Regions from separate parts of the Homo sapiens genome. Here region 2 is linked to region 1. The links are chromatin loops, found by intact Hi-C in ENCODE. Cell type or tissue: B cell. All regions are shown on one strand.

Region 1 (8,000 bases):
TGGGACATTTTCTGCCATTATTTTTTCACATACCAATATATGTACCATGGGAGTCCTAGAAGGAGAGGAGAGAGAAACAAAAGGACATAAAGAATATATATGTCCTAAGAATTTTCAATACCATTTACTAACTATTAGATAGAAGTAATAGTTTTTTCTCCCCCTTATTAATCTCTTTTTTCTTCTACTTAATCATTAAGAAATATCGCCTTTTATAATAGTCACTAATATGTGACTATTTATAATCAAAAATAATATGAGAATCAATCATATGCAAGTTGATATAATACGACACAATTTGCCAGAGAGAAGTTATACAGAAGGAGGAAATAAGAAGAAGAAGAGCAAGTTGAGTGTTCTATGGTTTTGTCAGCTTTGTCCCTTCCAATTTGCTAAAGCTTATGTGGTTTCCTTTACTATAGTGAATATGTGAGGGGAAGAAGCTTGAAACAAGGAGGTCCTGTTATATGCCAATATTGATCTATAAAAACTCTAGATGAAGCTGAAAAAGTTCTGGGGTAAAATCCAAGGACACAAGTAATAGACATTTAAGAATCATTACATTTTCTTTCTAAGTAAGAATGTAGAAGTCAAGCTTTATATAATTCAAGAGGAGCAGAAAGGTAAGAATAACCTAGAGAGAAGAGCAAGGAAGTGGGATTCTAGGAGAAAAGGTTTTTTGTTTGTTTGTTTGTTTGTTTGTTTGTTTTTTGGCAGGAGGTGTGACAAAAATGGAAAAGAGAAAGTAAAAAATATGGGTAACCCCACAAGAAAAGCAAATACAAAGGTCAAATCGGGTGAGTAAGAATAAGTGCATGAAATAAAGAGGGATGAACAAACGGGGTGGGGAATTTTCAGGGTAGGAGAAAAAGATGGGAACTTTGAAAAAAGTGGGAATAAGGGAGAAAAGGGTATTAGTACTGAGCTTTGAAGGAATGGTTGAGGGAATTATAGAAGGTCAAATGATGGAAATGGGTGCAGCTTGAGAGAAAAAAAGAGTTACTGGGTTAGGATGACAAGAAAGGCAAAGTGATGAGGCTTTGCCTTTGACTCTTGGACTGTGTTTAATGAAGCTAAAAGCACACACTTGTTAGGTTATAAAGTGAGGTAAAGAACTATCGAGGGAGAGAGACTGAGTACCTGATGTCAATTCTTATTACAGTTCTTTAAGATTTCTGTTTTATCAAAGGATCTCACTTTCTTCCCACCTCATTCTACAATGTAGTAGTATTCTAACACTCATGCACATCAAGGTACTTGTGGGAGAGAATATCCTGTAAGAAAAACATATACAACCTATAGATTTCTGATTCATAGCACATGAGGAGTTCATTAAAAACACACAGAAAATAACAAGACAAAAAACTTTGGACACCCCCCTCCCGAAGCTCATTCATGGGTCCCATCCTTTAATCTCACCAATTTACATAAATATGAAACACCTGACCAAGTTTTCAAGTAATTTGTCACTCATCTTACCTCCTAAGGAAGACTATGTTTTCATTTAACAACAAATAGGCCAGGTGCAGTAGCTTATACCAGTAATCCCTTTAGAACGCCAAGGTAGGAGGATCGCTTGAGGCCAGGAGTTTGAGACCAGCCTAACATACAAGGACCTTTGATTCTGCAAAAGATAAAAAGCATTAGCTGGGCATGGTGGTGCTCACCTATAGTCCTAGCTATCCAGGATGCTGAGGCAAAAGGATCATTTGAGCAAAGGAGTTCAAGGTTACAATGAGCTGTGATCGCATCACTGCATTCCAGTATGGGTGACAGTTCTTGCTCACAAGAACCTGTCTTTATAAAACAAATGAACAACTTAACAACAAATACTTGTTAACAGATATTTAATTTACTATGTGCCAGATATGTACTCCAGGCACCTGAACAACATGAAAATAGAATGTTTTGTTTTCCTCTAGCCATGTCTATTTGCTGGTGTAGTCAGACAGTTTGGGGACAAGCAGAGGATTGTGGTGTTTTTGATGGTGGTGAAAGTGGAAGGATTATCCCAGGGATAGCATTATTAATCCCATATCATAATAAGGCCTGAGTGAAAAGACCCCTGACCTGGCAAATATCAGATTCTGCTAGATATGAAATGAAAATGAAAATTACCTTATTTTGGATACTTTGGAAGCCTGCTTTGTATTTTCCCTCCAGAGTCAGTATTGTATCAATGTGCTATGAATTTTCAATACCATTTACTGAGTAACTATTAGATAGAAGTAATAGTCTTTTTCTCCCCCTTATTAATCTCTTTTATTCTTCTACTTAATCATTAAGAAATATAGCCTTTTATAATAGTCAGTAGCTACAACTTTGCTGTCCCTAGGGCCCAATGTTTGGCTGAGGTGTCCTCACTTAGTGTGCACGTGACCAGAGCTCTGCAGTGACTCGGAGCAGCAGCAGAAGGGGAAATAAGGAAGTGGCACCATCTCGGGACCTGAAAATCAAGCTAGAAGAGCCCTAATCATTCATCTGTCATCAGCACATAAACATCCCTTTTCTACTGGTACTCAGACAAGGCAGGCTTGCTTGAATGCACTACTTGCTCTGAAGTTCTTCATTTATAAAATAATAGACCAGGAATGGCGGAAGGGGTGTGTGTGTGTGTGTGTGTGTGTGTGTGTGTGTGTGTGTGTGTTCATATGTGTGTATAATGTACATCTCTTCTTTGACCCCCTTTGGTTTCCAGTGTTTGCATCATTAACTAAGCTGATTGTGACTGCCCTCTACATTTATTTAAATAAGATAGAGTATTTTAAAAAGAAACTTAACGTAGGCCTTGGCACTTAGGGATGCTCAGTTATAGCGCCTGTGTATAAAAGCACCCAAGGGGTTTACATGGCCAGACTTTTCACCACTTCTGTATTCTTGGCTGGCCTCCCTCCTCTGAAACCTCAGCTGGGGAGGGACCCAACTGTAAGAGATTTGTTTTCTGTGACATTTGCTATTTGTTGCTGGCTCACTGTTTCGGTGGGGGAGGTGTCATGCTAAAGTCTGTAGGGGTAGTAGACCATGCACTTTTTGAGACTATTACTCATCTCTCTCATGGAGAATGTCACCCAGTGTCACTTCCCCCATTTTTTGGTGTTTTAGAGCCGACCGAGTCCTTGTCACTCATGCAGCAAGGAGCAGACTTCAGAGCCTCAGTCAGAGAAAGTGGAGGAGGAGGCATCTTGCTTTCCCTCCCCCTTTCTTTTCAGCATTTCTGCATTTAGGTGAGCCCTTCTAGCTGTGTGTCCCTTGAGGAGTGTGACAGATTTGCTTTGCCCTTTAGCTTTGTGGTGAGGAGTCTCTTGCTTATTTTAAATAATATGACAATCTTCCTGGGCTGTAGGGCTTGAGAAGATGAACTTGTCAACAGAAATGTCTGTTGGTTTCAGTTTCTGCCTATTACCCTGTGAAACCAAGGCACAGGGTAAAATTTCTCAGTTTTGTTTTCTCGTATTTCAAGGCCTTCACATTTTACCCCCAACATTTTAATGCATAAGAGAGCTTTCTATCTGAACTTTGATTTGCGCTTAAGTTTAAACTAAACGTTTTCTCTAGATTGAGGTGGATCTTGGATGAACTATCCCTTTCCTCCCCATGTGCAGTGGCATGCCTCAGTACCACAGAGCCACTTTCCCTATGGTAGGCTAGGTCAGGGGACAGAAGGCTTTTGCATTGAGCTGTGTATGCGGGACACTGGGTTAGACAAAGTTGCACAGTTTTCCTTGGGAGTCAGTCAACACATATGCATTATTCAGTCCTCTTATATGCCAGGCACTGCGTGGGTGCTGCAGACGTAAGGCCTCTCACGCCTCTAGGATCACCGACTTTTATTTTATTGTGTAGCATCTCTTGAGTCTGGGGTGCTAAGGAACATGCTTTGGGAAAGCCTGTCTAGCTTGAAGAAGATCTAATCTATTATTTGTAGAAACCCTAGGAGGTGATTGTATAATGGCTTTTTATCTTCTATTCATGGAGGCTTACTGTCTAGAAGACCTTCTGTCTAATTCGTATAATATTTAGGTTAGGCTAGCTTAGCAAGGCAACATGATTGAATACAGACAAAGGAACTATATAGTCCTGGCCCTGTTACTCCATTCCTCTGTCCCCTCCATGTGACCCACACTTCCACTAGTCTCATTGGGTCTGAGAACAAATCTGAGAGGCAGAGCAACATTAGTGGCTAAGAGCTTCAGCCTCAGACACATGTGTTCAAAATTCTTGCTGTCTTTAATTTACTGGCAGGTGCGTGTCCCTTGAGCAAATTACTTATCTCTCTCTGCCTCAGTTTGACCTCACAGGGTTATTTGCAAGAATTAGATGTGACAGAATATTTTAGAAATTATCAGTATGCTTAGCATATAGGAAATGCTTAATAAATGATAGTTACTATTATGAGAAAGTATCATGCTCCTCAGATGAGCCGAAATTTTATAGCCCATTACCCCACTCATCTGCTATTTTGGGACTTTGAACACTCGCAAATTCTCTTCATTCTCCTCTTCCTCCCCCTCATCAATACTTTGTAATTGAGCACCTACTTTGTCATGAGTCATGTGTAGTAAAAGCATTTATTTGCATTATGGCTTGTAATCCCTCATCCTTTAAGCCTCTGCTGAATTGTTTTCTTCTCAACAAAGTCTATTTTAATCAAGTTATTTAAAATTGCAAACTGCACCTCCCTGAAACTCCTCATCTCTCTCGCCATGCTCTCCTCCACTCCATAGGGCTTACTTTCTAACATATTGCATATTTACTTACTCTGTTTATTTTTTTTATTTTTTATTTATAACCCCTTTAGAATACGAGGTCCATAAAGACAGAAATATACATTTTTTTAAACTGATGCATTCTAAATTCCAATTCAGTGCCTAACACATAATGCATGCTCAGTAAGTATTTGTTCAGCAAACTGGTGAATGTCATTTATTGAGCAATAACAAAAAAATTGTGACCATAAAAACACTTATTTTACATATAAAGAAAACAATTTCTCTTAAGTTATGAAAATTGTCTAAGGTGATAGTAGGTTTTAGAGTCTGGGTTTGACTTAATCTGATTTGAGAGCCCAATCCTTGATAATTTTTCTCCACTATCCTTGCCACTTAACTACACTTGGGAGTTTTCAAGAAATGATTCCTACTTGCTCACAAAAATCTAATTCCTGTCACAACTAGATGGCAGAGCTGTGTGGTCCGTGCAATAAGGGGGAGAAGGCCTCTGACTTCTTCATGTTACTCACTTTTAGAAGGGCCCCAGAGAGGTGGTGTTTGTGCTATTACGTTTTCCAGAGTGTTACCTGAGTCTTTAGTGTTACTTTGAGCCATGAGCACATAGGCTAGACCAGGTGTGATCTGAACGCCTTTACTTTTAAAAAAAATCTTTACTTTCCTGTAACAACTAAGGTTTATAGATCACCACTCTTGTATGAATCTCTAAACAGTGTATTGTTTAGCTTTTGGGAATTTGAGTGCTAAGCATAGATCTTGCTGTGTATAGAAAGTGTAACATTGTCCCTATCGAATGACAGCTCCTGGGAGATGATAATCTAACCAGTCTCTGGGCCATGGACTGGCTTTAGTTTTCCTGAGAGTTTATAAGAGCCTCTTGGGGAAGTCAGTGGGCATGATTACAAGCAAAAAACATGAGTCAGCACACTTGGGACATCTGGTGAGGCTGATGGATGGACCAGGCTCTGGGCATGTGATAGAAATGTGGCCAAATGGAGTGGCTGCTTTTTATTTACTGCTTCTTATCTCACCACCACCTCTCTGCAGGCTTCAGGGGCAGGGCAAAGCAGAATGATTCTTTGATATGAAAGAAATGTCTTCAGCTGACCTAAGCTGAAGGGCAGGAACTTCAATCAGCAAATGGTCAAGAAAAGCCAAGGACAGGTAAGAATCTGTACCTGGACCCCTGGCATATTCTGTACTCAAGTTAAAAAGATGGCTCAGTTGACACAAGGGTCTTAGTGAAGGTGGCCCTCACCATAGTTATTTCTTGCATCACATTATGTCAATTTAGACTGGTTGGCTAGATTCCAACTTCCTGCCTGGAAGGCAAGGGTCTTTCTACCAGTGTTCTGAAAGCAGAGTTGGGGAAGACAGCAAGAGTGTGATGCATTTCCCATTCACAATGCATGGTCTCTCCCTCTTTGTGTTGGGTCAGTTACCTACGCCCACAACTGTACATGCTGTCCCCTAGATCCAGGGACCCTGTTTAGAAAACAAATCTTCAGGCCGAGCGCGGTGGCTCACGCCTGTAATCCCAGCACTTTGAGAGGCCGAGGCGGGCAGATCACGAGGTCAGGAGATCGAGATCATCCTGACTAACACGGTGAAACCCCATCTCTACTAGAAATACAAAAAATTAGCTGGGCGTGGTGGCGGGCGCCTGTAGTCCCAGCTGCTGGGGGTGCTGAGGCAGGAGAATGGCGTGAACCTGGGAAATGGAGCTTGCAGTGAGCTGAGAGCACACCACTGCACTCCAGCCTGGGTGACAGAGCAAGACTCTGTCTCAAAAAAGAAAGAAAGAAAGAAAACAAATCTTCAAATTCTACCAATGTGTGAAAGGGAAAATATGGAGAAGATAAGGGAATCTAGGCATTCTAACTGCTACTGAAAAAAGTCCTCGCTTGCTCCTCCTTATTCTAGACAGCCCTTTCACCGCAATTCCAGAGACCTAAGCCCTCAGTTCCTAAGCCTCGATTTTCTGGTGTTAATTGGGTTGGTTCTTCTCAGTTTTGTCCGCTGTCAGGATGAGATTCAGCTTTCTCAGACCTGCTAAGTTAGTTTTCACTTGCCCATCTGCTTCTAGCTCAGAGACCAAGTTGTGTTGCTTTGGCCTTTTCTCCTATTCCAACCGTTCCTGTGGATTTATGTCTTTTGAAAGATTCCTTTATTGTAGTTTATAAGGAGAAGTAAAATTAGATGCATATATTAAATTTGCCACCTTAACTAGGAACCTCTGAAAAAAATAATGTCTTTCTTTTCTTCAGAGCTCACTTCATCCTCTTCAGGAGGAGCCATCTGTTGGCTACTGGAGGAAAATATTCACAGTGTTCATTTGGATTTAAATTAGTTAAATCAGATAATTTAATCCATTCCTTTAAGTAATGCTCAGACTCCAGGAAGCAACAACAATGACAACAACAACTGTGTTCTCTATGACTGCTCCACTATTCTTTTTTTTTTTTTTTTTTTGACTGCTCACTATTCTACGTTTCTCTCAAAGATGGTATCCAGACATCTGGATAAGGAGGTCTGAGCGGAGGATTTTGGCCCTTTGGGGCCCATGTTCTCTGGACTCTGGGTGATGTTTGTGTTCACCTATTTGCTGTTTGCCTTCCTGGTATTTTGTTGTGAAGTCAGTGGCTGGTCTCTTGTTGCCCCATTTCCCTCCTGGCTTCCTCAGAACCTAGTAGTGCCCTTTTGCTGGCCTAGCTTAGCCCTGTCTCCCATTGGCTTCAGGCCCTGGGGGCTCCACTGTGTCCTCCTGCTAATTCACTGGCTCCAAGATCCACCTCAGCCCCTTCAATAAGGCCACTGCCACTGTGGATTCAGCAGCTGGTGGCTGGATCTTGACTCATCCCTGATACCCCATGGGAATCAAAGGTTACTTTGGAAAGCTGAACTTAAGAGACTCCCTCCACACTGAGCTTCCTAACTGATGTAGTCATATATCAGGTTGGTGTAATTATTCCCCAGATGCCTCAACAGGGAGCAGGGAATAAGCAGCCCTCTTGCCCTCAGTTTTACTCTAATGCATTCCCTCATCCATGGGCCAAGGCCTGGAATGGGGGCAATTGGAATACACATGGTTAAGAGTCTTGCTCTCCTGCCTTCTAATTTTCTGTGTTTTATTAAAAATTCATGGGGGAGTGGCCTTTCCTTTTATTTCCAGAGTCATGTCTTTGAGCAGCAAGACTCTCAGGGGGTTTGCCATCAGAGACCCAGGGATCTATCATCTCCACACGATGAGCCATGTCTGTGAGTTGGGTTCTT
Region 2 (8,000 bases), 200 kb after region 1:
GGGAATAGAACTTTAAAAATATCCACATCTGCCTGGGGATCTATAGGAAGATTCACAGAAAGACTGAAACATCTGAGTCAATGAAATGCTGTGCAGACTAGAAAGGGCAATTCAGATAAGAGATATGAATATACTGGACTTCCTGTGATTTTTGAATGGGTTTAGCTCTATTTATCTTGGTAAATTATTTTATAATTCATGGCAAATTTTGGAGACAGTATAGAATTAGAAAAATTCCAGAAAACTAAAAATTGATAAATGTTATTTATATTTTCAACTTTACAGTGTAGAATACAATGAAAGAAAATGTTGTGGATTGGTTGAGAGAATACGCCCTGGACTTAGACTGCTGAGAAAAACTTCTGGCTTTATTCCTTACTGGTTTTGTGATTTTAATCAAGTTATTGAACATCCCTGTTCTTCAGCTTCTTCATCTATAAAATGGGATAATAAAAGGATATATTTCAAGAAGTCATGAGGATTACTTAGGAGAGTACGTGGCACACAGTAAGCTGTCAATAAATATGAGCTGTTTCACAACTCTAAACACTAGAGGCCAAAGTGTTTGGTCTCAGTAACAAAAATAATCCAAAATAGAACGTTTAAAAGATTCTTAACACAGAAAAGGAAGTGGTGATATTTTAGGATCAGAGTGGGTTCACTAATAACATGTTCTTTTAGGACCCCACACACTTCCTGTTTGGGCATCTGTGTTTGCTGACACACGAAAGAGATTTCATAGACCTAGCACATACGGATTTTATCAAACAATTTTGCCATCCTTATAAAAAAGATGGAGAAATGTGTACATAGAAGGCTGTGATAATATACACAGATAAGGAACTAAGCTAGTCACCAGAGAAACAAAATAAAAGTATGTTCCTATTCTCAAGAAGATTAGAGTACATTAGAAAAACAGATATTTACACAAATACTTAGTATAATAACAATATATATCCAGTACCGTAGTGGTACAAAGGAGAGCCGTCAATTCTGCTTTAGTGATTGTGGAAGGCAAAAAGGTACCAAGGAGGAAGATATGAACTAGTTTTGAAGGCTGGTTTCTTGTCCTCATTGAATGATTTTTAAAAAAACATCTTGTTATGTTATTAAAAGCATCAAAACTTCAAAATGCATTTGATTATTTTAGTGAAAATAATTTTATCCATTTGTCGATTTTAAAAAGCTACAATATTGAAGCATTTGTTTTAGTTATGATTCAGACCATTATTCTCAGAACCATACCTGTTGCTCGAGATCCATGTTTTCTTACTCCTGCTCCTCTGGCAGAGCTCTCCTCCTCTCCATTGCTTCTGCTCTGTAGACCATGATCCTCCTAGCCTATCTCCATAGCTTCTTAGGTGGTCTTGCTCTGTCTCTCCCACTCATCTTTCATCACACCACCAGAGTTACTTTCTTTGAAACAGGTCCGATCAAGCCATAAACTTCTAAAATAACTTAAAAGTTCCTGAATAGGAAAGCAGAGATTCCTTGGGCTAGCCTTCTAGCAGCTTGGGATTTGGCCTCCTGTTGCCCAGTGTTGGTTCCCATTTCATATCTCCACATGTCATCTTCACCAGGCCATGGGACTACATACACTCTCTGCCACCCTTCTGTGTTCTTGCTCATATTGCATCCTCACCTGCTACTCTTTTATCACACAAAGACTAAAATGCCTCCTCTTTCTCCCATTTAGCTAGAGTTTGTTATATTTCTTTACTATAGTCCTCTGCTTATCATCGCACTTGCTTCTTTCTTTACAGTATTGGATGAGCTAGTGGGAAAAGAACTGGGCAAGGATTTGAGCAATCCAGATTCCAATTCCTGCATTCCCTTAACCTCACTGTGTCTCAGCTTCCCCATTTGTAAATGAGAGATTAGGGATTAATTTTCTTTATTTAAAATATTTTCAACTCCATAGTTCTGATTTGAATCAGTCTGTCTATCCTAGCAGATGTAGCTTCTTGAGGAAGTCACAATATCTTAGAAATCTTCACATCATCTTTGGTGCCTACCTGTGCTTTGTACATAGAAAAACCTTAATAAATATATGTGCAGTGAAAAAAATTCATGAATGAATGAATAATTCCATATTTTCTTTATATAAAATACATCCAAATGTTTCATCATTATTTTTGTAGTTTAAGTAAAATATAACCTCCAATTCTGTATTTCTAGAGACAATATAATAAAAGGCAACTATTAATAGAACAAGTCATAGAGATTCAAGCTTTTCAACATTTATCTTTTCAAGCACCATGCAAACATACAAGATGCAAATTCATAGAGCGTGAAGAAACTAATTATATACTTGGTTGCTAGAAGGAACTCATTGAAGCTAAAAAAGAAACAAATTTAAGATAAACAGAGAAAAAGCTACCTAAAATAGCTAGTTGTAAACTGATAAAAATATTTTGAAAATCAGCATCTATCAAGCATTTTTTTTTTTTTTTTGAGACAGAGTCTCGCTCTGTTGCCCAGGCTGGAGTGCAGTGGTGTGATCTCGGCTCACTGCAAGCTCCGCCTCCTGGATTCATGCCATTCTCCTGCCTCAGCCTCCCAAGTAGCTGGGACTACAGGTGCCCGCCACCACGCCTGGCTAATTTTGTTTTTTTGTATTTTTAGTAGAGACGGGATTTCACCGTGTTAGCCAAGATGGTCTCAATTTCCTGACCTGGTGATCCACCTGCCTCGGCCTCCCAAAGTGCTGGGATTACAGGGGTGAGCCACCGCACCCGGCCCTATTGAGCTCTTTCTATGTGCCAAACACTGAACTAAGTTTTTTCTGTGTATTATTTTACTTTAATCCTTAAACTACTCTGTACAGTAGAATTAATTATCCTCCCTTGACACATAAGAACACCTATCCCCAGAGAAGGCACACAAATTGCTCAAGCTCACACAAAATATAAATAGCAGAGTCAAGATTTAAACAAGCCTGTCTACATCTAAGCCCATTCTCCTAACGACAGCACACAATTGCCTCCCCAGAGGTGATATAGCCTAGAAAATAACAGATTGTTTTAAATGTCTTAAAAAGACAAGTTATAGAATTAAAAATAGTTAAGTAGCTCATTTTATTGAAAGAAAAATGACCCATTTATACTAAATCAAGGAAAAAGGGTGGTTTGTTAAAAGGATTTACAAGGCCTGAAACAGGAACTGAAATTATGTCAGAAACTAAAGCAGCCCCGAGCGTTGACTGTTTTAAACTTTTTCTTTCGAAAAGCTACGTGGTCTCTTCCTCTCTCTCTCTCCTATTCATATGACAGCCCTTGCTTTCCCCTCACATCAGCTTTATTTTTCCAGCCTATCAACAATTCCATGGCATCATTTCACTTCTTCTTCACTGGAAAATGGTACGTTTTTTTCCTAAGTTCTAGATCAAATTACCAAGAAAAGTAATTAGATTTGTCCAGCTCATTTTGTTGCACAAGGACATGGATCACACTGTGTGTCTCCAGCACTCTGCTGGGAAGAGGATGCCCTGACCAAACATTAATACCTGGCTTTCCAGGCATATGCCTTTTTTCTCCCTTACCCCTGAGGTTACCTGCTCTCTACCACTCCACAATTCTTTTTTTTTTTCCTACAACCAAGTTTCTACAAAGAGTAGTGTAATTTTTTTGTCTCATCTTCCATTTCTCCTTATCTAGTAATTATACTTCCCATTTGTTCTTTAATCATTGATATCTGGATTATGCCCCCAGATGTCACAGAAAATGATCTTGTTTATGTTGTCAAAAATTATCTACCAGCAAAATCCAATTAGCAATGTTCAATCCTCTTAGTATTTGACTTCTTGGAGCCTCTAACATTGTTGACCACTCCTTTATTCTTAATCTCTCACTGTCTGTTTCTGTGGACCTATTATTTTCTTCCAGTTAATGTCATTTGTCCCTGGTTGCTCCTTTACAGGATTTCCTTCCTTTGCCTGTCTTCAAATGTTGGTGATCCCCACGTCTCAGTCATTTGCCCCATTTTCACTTTACCCACTCTCTATAGCGATTTTATCCTTGTCAGTGACTTCACCCAGAAGGCTGTTGACTTTTAAATATTCATCCCATCTCATGCAACTCCTCCTGAGTTCCAGCTGCATACTGGTAAAGCCCACTTGGATATTCTGCAAACATCTGAAACTATACCTTTATAAACCTAAACACATTATCTCATCCACACTAAATTTTCTCCAATTCCTCCTTGCATATTCCCCACCATAAAAACATCACCATCTTCCTCAATATGTCTAAGAAGGTTCTTCCTCTTCTTTATCCCTCACTTTCAATCAATCACTATACTGGTTAAGATTCTGATTACAATTAATAGAAACCAACTTAAGCTAAATGAGTGGAAAAAACGATCTGTCATAAAGGTACAATAATTCTTGCATAATCCAAGGACAAAAATGTACATGGGCCTTATGCATCAGAAACAGTTCAATGGAGTTTCTTCCTGTATGTATTAGTCAAGATTATCCAGAGAAACAGAATCAGTAGGAGATTAGATAGATAGATAGATAGATAGATAGATAGATAGATAGATAGATAGACAGATGATAGATAGATAGGGTAGAAATTGGCTTACAAAATTATGAAGGCTAAGAAGTTCTAATATGGAGGACCAGAAAAGCCAGTGGTATAATTCAGTCCAAGTCCAAAGACCTAAGAACCAGGGAGCTGATAGTATAACTCTTAGTCCAAGGCAAAGGGTCTAAGAACTGGGGTAAGGATAGTGGGTGCTGGTGTAAGTCCTGGAATCCAAAGGCAAGAACCAGGAGCTCTGATGTCTGAGGGCAAGAGAAGATGGATGTCCTAACTCAAGAAGAGAGAGAGCAAATTCATCCTTCCTCCTCCTTTTTGTTCTATTCAGGCCTTCAGGTGATTGCATGATGCCCACCTTCATTGGTAAGGGCAGATCTTTATCCAGTCTACTCATTCAAGTACTAATCTCTTCCAGAAACACCTTCAAAGACACACCCAGAAATGTTTTACCAGCTACCTGGGCATCCCTTTGTCCAGTCAAGTTGACACAAAATTAGCCATAACAAATTCATCCCTTGTCAACTTGGCATCCATAGGCATACCCTTACACCATATTTAATTTCTAAATAAAGACAATAATAAGGTCATAATTCCACCTAATACAATACAGCTATCCTATGTGCAACCAAAAATGCACTAATCCCTTCCCCAGAAGAGGAGGTCAAATCCTTAAGTAATGTTTACTCTTCTCCTGATAGCCCATAACTTAAATAGTATGATGTACAATTAACAATATTTAAATACTATGATCTAAAGTCAATACCTCTTATGTTACATAATAAAAAAATAAAAGAGGAAAGAAAACAGATATTTGTTTTCATACACACACAAGTGCACACACATACACAAACACACAGAGGTATTTATAACAAAATGAAGAGAAACTACTCATGACAATCACAGGAATTGCAGTCCTCAGTTCTATAACTAGTCACATGGTCATAGCTGGCATTTCTAACTACCCTTTTCCATTACCTATTCTATATTCCTTTTGCCTTCAGCAAGAACTTCAGCTGGTCATGGTTCTTTACCTGAAGGAGCGACCTAAATGTTTATTGCTAAAGGGTCTGGGCCATTCTGTAGTCTTGCCTCCATTGAGTTGTAGTTTTTACCTTAATCACAAGACATTATAATACTAAGAGATGCCCTGGGGGACTTTCTGTATTCCAGATATACTCTTTCTTACCTCCATTGTGTGTGTGTTTTTTTTTATTTTTATTCATTTACTTTTTATTTTTTTGAGATGGAGTCTTGCTTTGTCACCCAGGCTGGAGTGCAGTGGCATGATCTCTGCTCACTGCAAGTTCCGCCTCCCAGGTTCACACCATTCTCCTGCCTTAGCCTCCTGAGTAGCTGGGACTACAGGTGCTTGCCACCACGCCTGGCTAATTTTTTGTATTTTTAGTAGAGACAGGGTTTCACCGTGTTAGGCAGGATGGTCTTGATCTCCTGACCTTGTGATCTGCCTGCCTAGGCCTCCCAAAGTGCTGGGATTACAGGCTTGAGCCACTGCGCCCAGCTCTTACATCTATTGTGAAGTAGTAATTCATTTTTTTCTTCATAATCCAGATCAATCGCCTCACCCAACACTGTAACACTTCCTGGCCTATTGACTCAGAGCATGAGGAAACCAAAGTGACCAGGGGTGAGTCTTAAGTTCTTGTTTAATGGAATCATAATTGTGTCTCCTTGTGGGAGCATTTTTGCCTCTGGAACTAAGACTTTTAGGCTTTAATTTTGCTAGGGGACCACTAAGGGTAATGGTGAGTGATACCATTTCCATTTCCACCCTTTGATTCTTGGGCCCATGAAACCTGATTCAGAGCATATGCAGCTTTCTGGAGAACCTTGCTCCAGCCCTGCAAGATATTGCCGTCTAGTTGGCACTGTAACTGAGTCTTCAAACAGCCTTTCAAGATGGTGGGGAACATGGTAAGACCAGTGAATTCTATGAACATGGACCCATTGCCACATTTTATTGTCTGTGAAGTGAGTTTTTTTTTTATCAGAAACCATGCTGTGTGGATACCATGACAGTGGGCAAGGCATTCTGTTAATCCATGAACAGTGTTTTTGGCAGAAGTTGCATGCAGGGAAGGCAAATACATATCCAGAGTATGTGTCTCTTCCAGTAAGGAAAAAATGCTGTCCCCTCCATTAAGAAGCAGTCCAATGTAATCGACCTGCTACCAGGTAACTAGCTGATCAACTGAGGGGAACAGTGCTGTATCAGGGGCTTAGTGTTGGTCTCTGCTGCTGGCATGTCAGCCATTCAGTTGTGGCTGTAGCCAAATCAGCCTTAGTAACTGGAAGTCCATGTTGCTGAGTCCATGCATAACCTTCATCCCTGCCACCACAGCCACTTTGTTTCTAGCCCATTGGGTGATCACAAGGGTGGCTGAAGAAAGAGTTTGACTGGTATTTACAGAAAAGGTCATCCTATCCACTTGATTATTAAATTCCTCCTCTGTGGAGGTCACCCTTTGATGAGCATTCACAAGGGACAGAAATGATTCGTTGCCCATTTAGAGAGGTCTATCCACATACCCCTCCCCCCAGTTTCTTTGTCACCAATTTTCCAACCACATTTCTTTCAAGTCCCTGACTATCCAGCCAAACCATGGGCTACTTTCCATGAACAGGTATATAATCTCACATCTGGCCATTTCTACACCCAAGCAAAGTGAATAACCAGGTGGCAGAATTTTTCTTCACCACTGTCCTCCAGGGCAATGTCCTAGAGAGAGGCATGCAGCTGTCCGCTTTCAGGCAGTGCCTGCATATCATGTAGAACCATTTGTAAACCAGGACCTAGTCTTTGCTTTCCCAGTCAACTAAAACATCCTCACAGACACACACAGAGATAATGTTTTACCAGGCCACCTGGGAGTCCCTTAGTCCAGTCAAGCTGATACATCAAGTTAACTGTCACACCATATTTTATTTCTGCTCTTCTCTGCATATCACTTTTATCTTTATGTCCTACCCATACTGGCTTTAACTGCATCTCACTCCATTTACAGGGAGCAGATGAACTTTCCCATAGCTCCCAAATGTTTATCTTCTCCAGCCAAGAGACCATCTCAGAATAGTTAATCCTGGAAAAATCACCTCTAAGAGTAGGCTCACATGGCAAAAATGAGACTGCTGAGTCCCAGCTTTATAGATAAGCAAGTCCAATAAGGAAATCATTACAAGCTTAGGAGAAATCCCAATAGTTTCTATTGTTTCTATCATAATCATTAAATTCTGATAATTCTATGTCATACATTCTTTTTTTTTCTTTCCAACTGTATTATGCTGTTTTTACATTGCTATAAAGAAATATCTGAGACTGGATAATTTATAAAGGAAAGAGGTTTAATTGTCTCACAGTTCTGCTGGCTGTACAGGAAGCATAATGCTGGCATCTGCTTGGCTTCTAGGAAGGCCTCAGGAAACTTACAATCATGGTGAAGG

The links. A loop is a pair of places that touch in the nucleus more often than their neighbours do. Peaks named below come from ENCODE experiments on the same cell type or tissue, not always from the same donor. Only the 100,000 strongest peaks of a DNase experiment are listed, where the experiment ranks them.
Region 2: it touches region 1 in a loop (9-fold over the local background); 7 of 110 quality-filtered maps call a loop at or near these places.

The regions. Positions count from the first base shown.
Region 1 is chr1:172,816,074-172,824,073 of GRCh38, forward strand. LOC107985225 (a long non-coding RNA gene) reads right to left here and starts at 1,624. Exons shown (of 3, transcript XR_001738297.2): 1 at 1,480-1,624; 2 at 1,141-1,274; 3 at 1-55. RefSeq lists an enhancer at 3,005-3,454. In B cell, no CTCF peak of the experiment used is centred here; DNase peaks (open chromatin) are centred at 2,468 and 3,008; H3K4me3 peaks cover 1,520 bases; H3K27ac peaks cover 2,604 bases.
Region 2 is chr1:173,017,388-173,025,387 of GRCh38, forward strand. No RefSeq gene overlaps it. Among named protein-coding and RNA genes, the nearest start is that of TNFSF18, 30 kb to the right of the region's middle. In B cell, no CTCF peak of the experiment used is centred here; a DNase peak (open chromatin) is centred at 3,174; H3K4me3 peaks cover 2,313 bases; H3K27ac peaks cover 4,072 bases.